Linked DNA regions of Homo sapiens: region 2 is linked to region 1. Evidence: chromatin loops called from intact Hi-C (ENCODE). Cell type or tissue: IMR-90. All regions are shown on one strand. Each heading gives the region's core, and the rest is flanking DNA. Links, peaks and the distances in the headings are about the cores only.

Region 1 (5,382 bases), core at 81-5,080:
AAAATCCTAAGAATCTATGATTCAAAGTCTTAGTTAGAAGACAAAAAGGTTAAAAGACAGGGCAGGGGTTGTCACAAAGAGTCAATAATAAAAATCATAGGGCTGGGCATGGTGGCTCACACCTATAATGCCAGCAGTTTGGAAGGCTAAGACAAGCGGATCACCTGAGGTCAGAAGTTCAAGACCAACCTGGCCAACATGGCAAAACCCCGTCTCTACTAAAAATACAAAAACAATTAGCCAGGTGTGGTGGCACGCACCTGTAGTACAGCTACTCCAGAGGCTGAGACACAAGTATCGATTGAACATGGGAGGCAGAGGTTGCAGTGAGCCGAGATCACGCCACTGCACTCCAGCCTGGGCGACAGAGCGAGACTCTGTCTCAAAGAAAAAAAAAAAGAAAAAGAATAATCATATGAGAGTTAAAGATTGAATGTGTTAGAAGTGATCAGAAAAGGGAGAGATCTTTTAGGCCCACAGAAGGAAGTCAGAAAGAAAAAAACGTGGAGGAGATGGAACTTGCACAAGACCTTGAAGAAAGGAATTGTTGGGAAGGGCACAGAGCTAACAAAGCTGGGAATTATTCCAAGGGAACAGAGGAGCTCAGCCTTCAGGGGGCTCAAATGGGACAGAACTTTCTGAGCTGGAAGAAAAAGCAGCTAAAAGGAATGCAACACTTACTCCATGGGAAGTACTGTTCTACTTAGCTTATCGAAAGTTTTGCAAACTTTTAACATTATTTATTAAGTACCTATTATATTCCAGATGCTCTCCTTAGATGCTAGGGACACTGCAGTTAACAAAATGCTCCATGGCTTCATAGAGCCTCTCATGGGGAGAGCAGGCAATGCACAAAATAAGTAAAATACAGAGTGTGCTGAACGACGCTAAGTGCAATGGAGAAAAATAAAGCAGAGAGCAGGGATGAATGTTTGGAATAGAATGAAACAAAGTGGTCAGGAAAGAACTCGCTGAGAACATGATATCTGAGTGAAGACCTGAGGGTAGTGAGGGAGTGAGACTTGCAGGTGAAGAGCACTGACAGCAGAGGAACCGCGAGTGCAAAGGCCTCCAAGTAGAACATGTCCCATGTGCATGAGGTCAGCTGGCTGGAGCTAAGGAGGGGAGGGAGAGAAAGTCAAAGAGCTAACACGGGTCAGATCAGAGAGGCCTCGTAAGCTATTGTAGTGAACGGTGAGCCTCTGGTTGACTCACAAGCTACCCGTCATTCATTTCCCTTTACAAGGGGACTGAAGCTCTGCGAGGCCATGTGGCTTACCCGAGAGCACACAGATAACAGGTAGCAGAGCCAGGGTCTAAACCCAGGCCTCCCTGGCCCCTGCTACTTCACCTGACCCCACCCTCCCCTCTCTTCATGATTCATTCTTGTGTGTGTGTGCACGTGTGCATACACATGCATGCACACTCACACCTCGCCCTACTATTTTCATTCCTCCAACACCCCCAGGTCCTCCTTGTCTTCCCTCGTGCTGTTCCCTTTAGCTGGAGTGCCCTTCTCCTACTCTTGATCTGATGGGTACAGCTTTCGGGCCTTGGTTCAAATTTAATGGCCTTTCCTGACCCTCTCATATAATTTAGCTGTGCCTTGCTGTACCTTCTCAGGGCCTCCAGTTCTACTTTCCTTTGTAATTACATGTTTATTTGTGTATTCGTTTTTCTTCCCCCACAAATTCTCCCGCCCCAGACTGTGTCTCTACCCAGCACCCAGCCCAGTGCCTGGCACATAGGAGGCACACAATAAACATGTATTGAGTAACTGAGAAGACCAAAAGGGTAAAGACAAAGTAGGAAGACCTCAGAGAGGTTTCTGGGCATCAGTAAGAAAAGGAAACCAATGGCTGTTGCAAGAGAGATTTGGGGTTATCTGTGGCCCAGCCTGTTTCCTGCCTGGTTTTGGAATGAGATGCTGCAGGCTGTCTCTGGCTGCTCCACAATCTAATACATTCATCACGTGACTCACCACCACCCCCCAGCAGCCTCTGGAATGAATGTTATTTGGAGTAATTGGCCAAGCACTTAGAAAATGCTAAGGTTTATTTTTAAATATGATTACGACCTGTCTTTTGCTTTCCGGAAAATCACGTGTGCTCTTCAGAGATACAAAATCCGATCATTGCACTTTTAAAACCAACGTTTTAATCTTGTCCTCTAAACAAACTTGCTAAGTTGGTTTAGGGGAAAAGCATAACCATCCCCATTTGATTGATAGGAAAACTGAGGCTTAGGGGAGATTAAATGCACCATCTCAGGCCAAATAGCTATTGAGAGTAGCTATCTTGAAACCAGAGAAAGCTGCATCCACTCTACTATCCTGCCTCCCCCATGCAAATAATGCAGATGGTCCCCCAAAGAGAAGAAGAATCTAGAAAGAGGAAACCATGGCCTTCTTGGTTTGGTGTTTTATGTGGCAGCAGGGCAACCAATCGTTCTAATTAGGCCACAGGAAGCCTGTTTCTCTTTAAGAACCTATTAGCAAGCTGGCAAAATCTCATCCCATTACCATGTAAATAAATAAGGATAAATTTTCCCACATCAGCCTCCCAGGGCTGAACCAAAACTCTCCTCCTTTGCATATTTTCGATAACCTGCTTATTCTGGAATACCTCACAATTAAAGATAGCATGCTCTGGACATCAGTAATTCATCGTGGAATGGGAAAAAGGATGAGATAATTAACATTCTCTGGCTGGCTTTGGCTGGGAAGTAGCTTAATAAGCACAAGGGCGTGTTTTGGGCTATTTCCATCATGAGGGTAGAATAAATAAAATGGATCCTTTCGCACACTAGACTTGAAGGATTCGTGTCAGGCTAGTTGGCCCCAGAGCTTTCGGAGTTGGGTTTAGATCTCCACTGTGGCAAAGGCAGCTGATCAGCAAATGCAGCCCCAGGGCCGGACTGGGTAGGTGGGTTACAGGGAGTAAGGGCAGCATGTCTCAAAGCCACTCTTTAAGCTTCTAGCTCGTACTGTAAGCTTTAACTTTTCGGTGAACTGCTCTCTGACCTTCCATTTTTTTCTTCTCTGATTCCTTTTATCAAGCCATATAACTTTGATGGGCCCTCCTTAGTTTGCCCTTCTGTAAAATGGGAAAGATAATGTGATTTCGAGTAATTGGCCAAGGACTTAGGCAGGGGTGTCTAATCTTTTGGCTTCCCTGGGCCATATTGAAAGAAGAAGAATTGTCTTGGGCCATGGATAAAATACACTAACACTAACAATAGCTGATGAAAAACAAAATCACAAAAAAATCTCATAATGTTTTAAGAAAGTTTACAAATTAGTGTTTAGCCTCATTCAAAGCTGTCCTGGGCCACATGCAATGCGCAGGCCTCCAGTTGAACAAGTCTGCCTTAGAGCAAGCAGGATTACTGAGGATTAAAACATCATCATTATCATCATCGTCATCATCAGTGTCATCACTATCCCTTATGAATCATTTATGATGTGTCGGGTTTTATCATGTGCTAGATGTATTTCATTTGCATTATTAAGTTTGATGCCTACTGGGATAGATGATCAGTCTTCAAACCTCAAAATAAGCTGGAAATAGAGTTTTTAAAATTTTGTATCACACGGTTGAAAATAAACTAATGAAACACAGAACCCCAAGGGGGATAGCACAAGCAGTCAGAGAGTTTGAGTATATTTATGCATGACAGAGCCATAAATGGGTGCTGGGATATACCTAACCTTTATGGTTGACGTCATGGGGGAAATGGTTTCTCTGTCTACTAACTGAGATCAAGGAAGGGTACAGCATGACTGTGCCCTCTGGGTGCCCATCCCGTGGGACCTCTGTTGGCAGCAGACTATGAGCCTGTGTGGACTTGTGTCTGTCCCAGTATGGCAATTCCTATATTTTATGTTGTTATGATTCCTAAGAGAAAAAAATTTTTTCAGCTGAGACTCTTGTTTCTACGATGATGCTCTGACGGGTACCTTTATTCCTTCTACATTCTATTTTCTTAATCGAAGTAGTGAAAATTAGTAGCAATTTACTACAGCAAGTCAGAAAGGAATTGTCCTAAAATGTCTGAGCATTTTAACCAGCACATGGAAAACTGTCCCCCACCTCTGTCCTATTTGCACACTGTAACATCCCTCACCCATCTTTGCCTCCTTTCCTTCAGGCCTTGTTGAAGGATCACCCTCCTCTAATCTAAGAATTTAAGACTAATCTTGCCACTTGCACTTCATTTTGGTACATACTGCTCAGGTATCTGACCTTATCTGTAAACTCTTCCTCTGTCCATCTTCAGTTGCGCTCAACTCTCTGGCTGGCTCCTTCACAGAAATAAACTTCTTCATCTCTCCCACCATCTTAAAATAAGCCCTCATCTTAAAAATAAGCCCTCCCTTGATCCCTTATCCTTTTCCAGCTACTGTCTTATCTCTTGCTCCCCATCAAAGCCAACAGTCTGAGTTGTCTTCCCTTATGTCTCCACTTCCTCACCTCCCACTCTTGCCCCTGCAATATAGGCTGGTTCCACTCCTGGTTGACCTCTGAAATTGCTCTCACCGAGATTATACGCTTGGTAGTCCAATCCAACAGGCACACGGAGCCACCTTATTCAATGGCTCTGTGGTAGTTGACAGGGAGGGCCTCCTTCTTAACACTCTACTCTTGGACTTCCCAGGGTGAGATTTCCTTGCATTTTTCCTCCTCATTTTTCTTCAGAGGTTATTCCTGATTGAACCTTTTCTAGGCTGTCTTCCCCTTTCACTTCACATCATCTTTTTGGGAAATTTGATGTTATCATCCAGTCGATATGCTCTCTCCCAGACAGAGCATGTCTATCACTCTGCTGTCCATATCTCCATCCCAGATGTTTTCTCCTCAGTCCTTGGACACTTACTCCTGCCCGGACTTCCCACAGGCCTCTTGTATGAGTTTCCCACTGCTGCTGTAACAAATTGTCACCAACATAATAGCCTAAAACAACGCAAGTTTGTTATCTTACAGTTCTGGAGGTCAGAAGCCCAAAATCAAGTGGCTAGGTGGACTAAAATCAAGATGACAGGAGAACTGCATCCTTTCTGGAGGCTTCAGGATAGAATCTATTTCTTACTTTTTCCAGCTTCTAGAATTGCCTGTATTCCTTAGCTCATGGCTCTGCACACTCCAACCTTGGCTTCTGTTGTCCATCTCCTTCTCTGACTCTTACCCCCTTTCCTCCCCTTATAAGGACCGTTATCATATTGGGTCCACCCAGATAATCCAGAATCATCTCCCCATCTCAAAATACTTGAGTTAATCTCATCTGCAAAGTCTCATTTGCCATATAAGGTAACATATTCACAGGTCCTGGAATTAGAATGTGGACATTTTGGAGCAGCATTTATTCAGCTTACCATCCCCCTAA
Region 2 (5,382 bases), core at 292-5,291, 130 kb after region 1:
CTGAAGAAAAACAAATAAACAAATGCAAATGTCAACTCAAAAGGGCTCCCTGCTACAAACGTTAACCCAACGATACTAATTTCAATAACCCCTCAGAGCTATGCACTGCTTTATAGTACTTTTGCTTGCACAGGCTTATTAAATCAATAAACTCCAAGATGACTTTTCTGATGAAAAACGTAAATAAATAAAACTACACTGTATTAAGTACAAACATGGCTTGAAAATCACTTACACCACTCTTCCCCATCTCAATTTCCACCTACTTCAATGCCATTGGTTAAGACCCAGCCCCTCAGGGACTGACACCTCAGCAAGAAGTAGGGTTCCGCATGAGCAATCTGGTTGATGGGGGAGGGTAAGAATGTGGCTTACCCTCTTAAGCAGGTAAGAATGTGGCTTACAGAGTAGGAAGGGGAGGCTCTGGCACACTTGAGTTAATGTTCCCAAGCTAAGGGTCCTGCAGGAGCTGGACGACTTGGAGGTGGAAAGGCGCAAAATAAATTGACTGTGCTTTTAACCCTCGGGCAAAGCATCAGTGATTCATTGTTGAGAATTTTCATAACACCCTCCTGCAGCCCTCCTCCCTCAGGTCTTCAGCTGTAGGCCAGGCCTGACTCTGCATGCAACAAGGGCAAAGTGGTAGCGGAGAAACCAGAATTGGGCACAAACTTTAGACTGCTCAATCTAGGCCCTGATTTTGGTAGGGGAGAGCCGCCTTAGGATTCAACCATGGCTACAGAACAGGAGTAACTCGCACCTGTCAAAAAGCTTGAGTTATCAATGCTGAAATTTGAAAGGGGTTCCTCGTGATAAATGAAAGTAACAGCTATCTGGCCAGGCGCGCTGGCTCACACCTGTAATCCCAGCACTCTGGGAGGCCGAGGCGGGCAGATCACGAGGTCAGGAGTTGGACATCAGCCTGGCCAACATGGTGAAACCCCACCTCTACTAAAAATACAAAAATTAGCTGGGCGTGGTGGCGCACACCTGAAATCCTAGCTACTCAGGAGGCTGAGGCAAAAGAATTGCTTGAACCCGGGAGGTGGAGGTTGCAGTGAGCTGAGATCACGCCACTGCACTCCAGCCTCAGCAACAGAGCAAGACTCTCCTTCAGAAAAAGACAACAGCTATCCTTTGAAGACTCTTGGTTTGTGCCAGTCACTGAACATTTTTATGAGCATTATATAACAGCTTTATGAGCATTACATATTTTTTTAAGGTTCCGGGGTACATGTGCAAGATGTGCAGGTTTGTTACATAGGTAAACATGTGCCGTGGTGGTTTGCTGCACAGATCATCCCATCACCTAGGTATTAAGCCCAGCATCCACTAGCTATTCTTCCTGATGCTCTCCCTTCTCCCCCTCAACACTCTGACAGGCCCCAGTGTGTGTTGTTACCCACCACGTGTCCATGTGTTCTCATCATTCAGCTCCCACTTGTAAGTGAGAACATGTGGTATTTGGCTTTCTGTTCCTGTGTTTGTTTGCTGAGGATAATGGCCTCCAGCTCCATCCATGTCCCTGCAAAAGACATGATCTCACTCCCTTTTACGGCTGCATAGTATTCCATGGTGAATATGTACCATATTTTCTTTATTCAGTCTATCATTGATGGGCATTTAGGTTGGTTCCACATCTTTGCTACTGTGAATAGTGTTTCAGTGAACATATGCATGCATGTATGTTTATAATAGAATGATTTCTATTCCTTTGGGCAGATACCCAGTAATGGGATTGTTGGGTCAAATGGTATTTCTACCTTTAGGTCGCCGAGGATTCGCTACACTGTCTTGCACAATAGTTGAACTAATTTACACTCCCACCAACTGTGTAAAATCATTCCTTTTTCTCCACAACCTTGCCAGCATCTGTTGTTTTTTGACTTTTTAATAATAGACATTCTGACTGGTATGAGATGGTGTTTCATTGTGATTTTGATTTGTATTTTACGAGCATTATTTAACTTAATTAATGGAATTAATTAATCAAACATGTGTCATTGACTATCTGTCATGGTTTCCTGGAACTTATATTCTTTGAAGCAGATGCTGTTAGAACTGGGACTGAAAAACATCTCTGTGGAATTTCAGAGCCTGACACATTAGCCACAAAGCTGTAGAATCCATTTCTGGTAACTCTCACTCCTTTGGTGACTTGAGCAGTTGATGCCAAGTTGGATGAGTTACTTCACCTCTCTGTAAAGCGGGAATAAAACAATTAAATGAGATAATGAGCTTATGCCCAGTGCCTTATCCATAGGAAGTGATGGAGCAATGCTTAATAGGGATGAATATGAGAATGGAGAGGCAGCTTGGAAGGAGGGGCTCCAAGTGGCAACCACAGCCTGGGAGCCAAGACTGATAGCTGAGTATGTTGCAAAATGAAGTGGAAAACAAGACATACATGCAGGGACCTCAAAGGCAAAGACTAGGGGTTGTACTAAGCCAGGAAGAAGGGAAAAGGTCAAATGTCAAGAAAGATGCAATTCTTTCTTTCTTTCATTTGTTCAGTCATTCAGTAAGTATTTCCTAGCTTTCTGCTGCGTGCAAGATGCTCTGTTATGCCAAAAGGAGCAGAGAACTGGGTGCTGTCTGTGGAAGGTGGGCAGACAGGCAGTCGGGGGCTCAACTGTCATCAAAAGGCTTTTGAAAATACCAGTCCAGAGATTTGGGGGCTGCCCTGATGGGTCAGGAAGCAAGCGGAAACTTGCAAGTTTTTCCCACAGTTCAAATAGCTTCACAGGCCCTGAATCTGCACCAGTCTCTGGGAGTTTAAGAGGCCAGAGGGGCCTGGATTGGAAAGGCCTCTCTGCATAGTGTGTCCAGTCTGGACCATCCCAAGTAAACCTAATCACTCTTGGAACCAAACACTAAGATAGACCCAGTTTCACAGGACTCAGGCTGGCCCCTCACATGGCCAGAATATCCACCTACCTGGCAAGGGGCCAGGTGGTCAACAGCTACACCTTGCTGAAGTGTTAGAAACCCCCTCCCTACAGACAGGCTGTGGTGCCCCGCAGGGAGACGCCCATTCAGTGCCTTCCTTCACATCTACTAAGTGCCTACTATGTGCCAGTTCTGGTCTAGGCCTGAGGCTATGGCCTTAAATAAAACAAATGTGATCCCTGCCCTCTTGGGATTTATGTGCTGGTTGGGAAAACAAACAACTAAGAGTCTGCAATCCTTTAACTAAAACGCTTGTCACCAGATGTTTTAGGGGATAGAGAATTTTTCACATTTTAGAGAGGTTATGCACTTCAAATACCATATAATACGCTCTACTCCGTAGAATCCAGGCCAGCACATCAGAGTCAAGCATATTCACAGTTCTGTCTCCACACATGTAAATATTTACACTTGGAGGGATAAATTAAGGAGGCAGATAGCTTCCCATCGGTTTAGGTCAAATTTTGCTACAAAAACTGTAAATTTGTATCAAAAATAAACTGATGTGTGCCGAACTTGTTTTTTTTTAACATTCAGTTTTCAGAATGTTTGGAATTTCAGTGTTATGGAGAGGAATTGTAAACAAATTAATTTTAGTTCGTGATACAATAAAAGAGGGCAATATAGTCATGCATGAGGTAGGGATAGAGCAACATCAGGGGAGAGGGCCACTCACTATGCAGGGCCCCTCACACGCATTCTCTCGTGTCAGCTCTCTAGCCCCAGGAAGGTGATGTTGTCACTGTCATTTTACAGACAAGGAAAAGGAGAACTACTACCATTAAGAACCTCATTCCAAGCCAGCATTCCCTATGCTCCTTTTAGCACAACAGAGCATCAGACAAGCACCATCATGATTTTGCCATGTTCACATACCTCCGCTAGTTCTTAAGTTTCTCCTTTAAATCAAATCATGTTTTAATGTATATAAATTTATCTTTAAAGGAAGCATTATAGAACTACTGTAAATGGAAAGATGATATCTTTGTAATACACAGAAAAATACACAGCTCTTCAATTTGTTCAGCACTTGCCTCTGTACCACTTCAGCGCTATCTATGCAGCCCACACGCTCTGAGAAAGGTTGACCTAGGCCGACAAGTGGAGCCGGCTGGAGCCTGATGCTCTTCCTCTCACAAGACACTACCCTTCTAGACCAAGATGGCAGCAAGGATCACATGGACCCATTTCGCCAGCTTACCACATCCCAGGCCCAGTGGAATCTTCACCTTCCAAGGATCTTGTCTTTATCAGAATTAACTCTGAAAGCAGAAGAGCAGCCACCAGGAACTGTGCTACATGCTTTCTTTACAAACAATGCCTCATTGAAGCTTCACCACCTGGAACAAGATGCTACTGCTACCTTCTTAGAAAACAGGAAATTAAGACAAGGGGACACCAAAGTTACACAGCTACTAGAGACAGAGACAGAATTCAAACCCAGGTTTCAGGTTTACAAGCTTGTGCTCAGTATTTACAATCCCACTCTTTCTTAAGATCATTCCCATCCTTTCTGTGCAGCAAACCACTATGGCAGACGTTTACCTATGTAACAAACCTGCACATCCTGCACATGTACTCCTGGACTTGTAAAAGTTGAAGAAAAAAAAAGATCATTCCCATCCTCCCTTTGGCATTCCAAAGCTCTCTGCAGTCCAAATGTATTCAAGGCTTTACATACTGTTTTGCATTTCTTGTGCTATATCTGCCCCATACACCAAGCTGTGAGCTCCTGGAAGGCGTGGTCCAATTTCAGTGCTCCCGGGCCAGGTGAGGTGGCTCATGCCTGTAATCCCAGCACTTTGGGATGCCAAGGTGGGTGGATCACCTGAGGTCAGGAGTTCAGTGCTCCCAGCGGACTATAGGGGCTATGAAAGCAAGTATCTCTTCTGTCTCATTCACCTGTGTCCCCTTCACATAGTGCTGTGCCTGACAACTATAGTAGGTGCTCAATAAATACTTGCTGGTGAATGGATGGATGAAAAGCTATATTGGTATCTACCCAGAAATCTGGTATCCCCAGGACCTAGCACAGTGCCTGACACATAGAAGAATCTCAGTAAATATTTGTTGAATCAATAAATGACAGTCCTGTTACTTGAAGATGAAGCAGAACTAAGACTTTGAAATTCTAGTTTCTAGAATTCAAAAGAATATGACTTTTAAATGGGACCTCCTTCTGTTAAAAATAAATAAACAAGCTAAAGGAAGGAAGGTAAAGGAAGAAGTTACTCAAGATCAATTTAGATAAACTTAAATTTTTAAAAGCTTTGGATGTGAAATCACACCTGAGCCCAAATGCAGCCATCTTCTGGGGAACATGCTTCCATGAGTGTGCTTGCTATAATTCCCAGTTCTTGTGTCAATTCTCCTGAGACTGATGGCACAACTAATTTTAAGTGATTAAATGTGTTCCTGGAATTCTCATGTTCC

The links. Hi-C counts contacts between places; a loop is a spot of excess contacts. Peaks named below come from ENCODE experiments on the same cell type or tissue, not always from the same donor. Only the 100,000 strongest peaks of a DNase experiment are listed, where the experiment ranks them.
Region 2: it touches region 1 in a loop (2.1-fold over the local background); 5 of 110 quality-filtered maps call a loop at or near these places.

The regions. Positions count from the first base shown.
Region 1 is chr5:159,762,541-159,767,922 of GRCh38, forward strand. No RefSeq gene overlaps it. Among named protein-coding and RNA genes, the nearest start is that of LINC01847, 110 kb to the right of the region's middle. In IMR-90, for the core only: no CTCF peak of the experiment used is centred there; a DNase peak (open chromatin) is centred at 1,991; H3K27ac peaks cover 1,420 bases.
Region 2 is chr5:159,891,122-159,896,503 of GRCh38, forward strand. It overlaps a transcript of ADRA1B not described here. Among named protein-coding and RNA genes, the nearest start is that of LINC01847, 22 kb to the left of the region's middle. In IMR-90, for the core only: no CTCF peak of the experiment used is centred there; a DNase peak (open chromatin) is centred at 3,270; H3K27ac peaks cover 358 bases.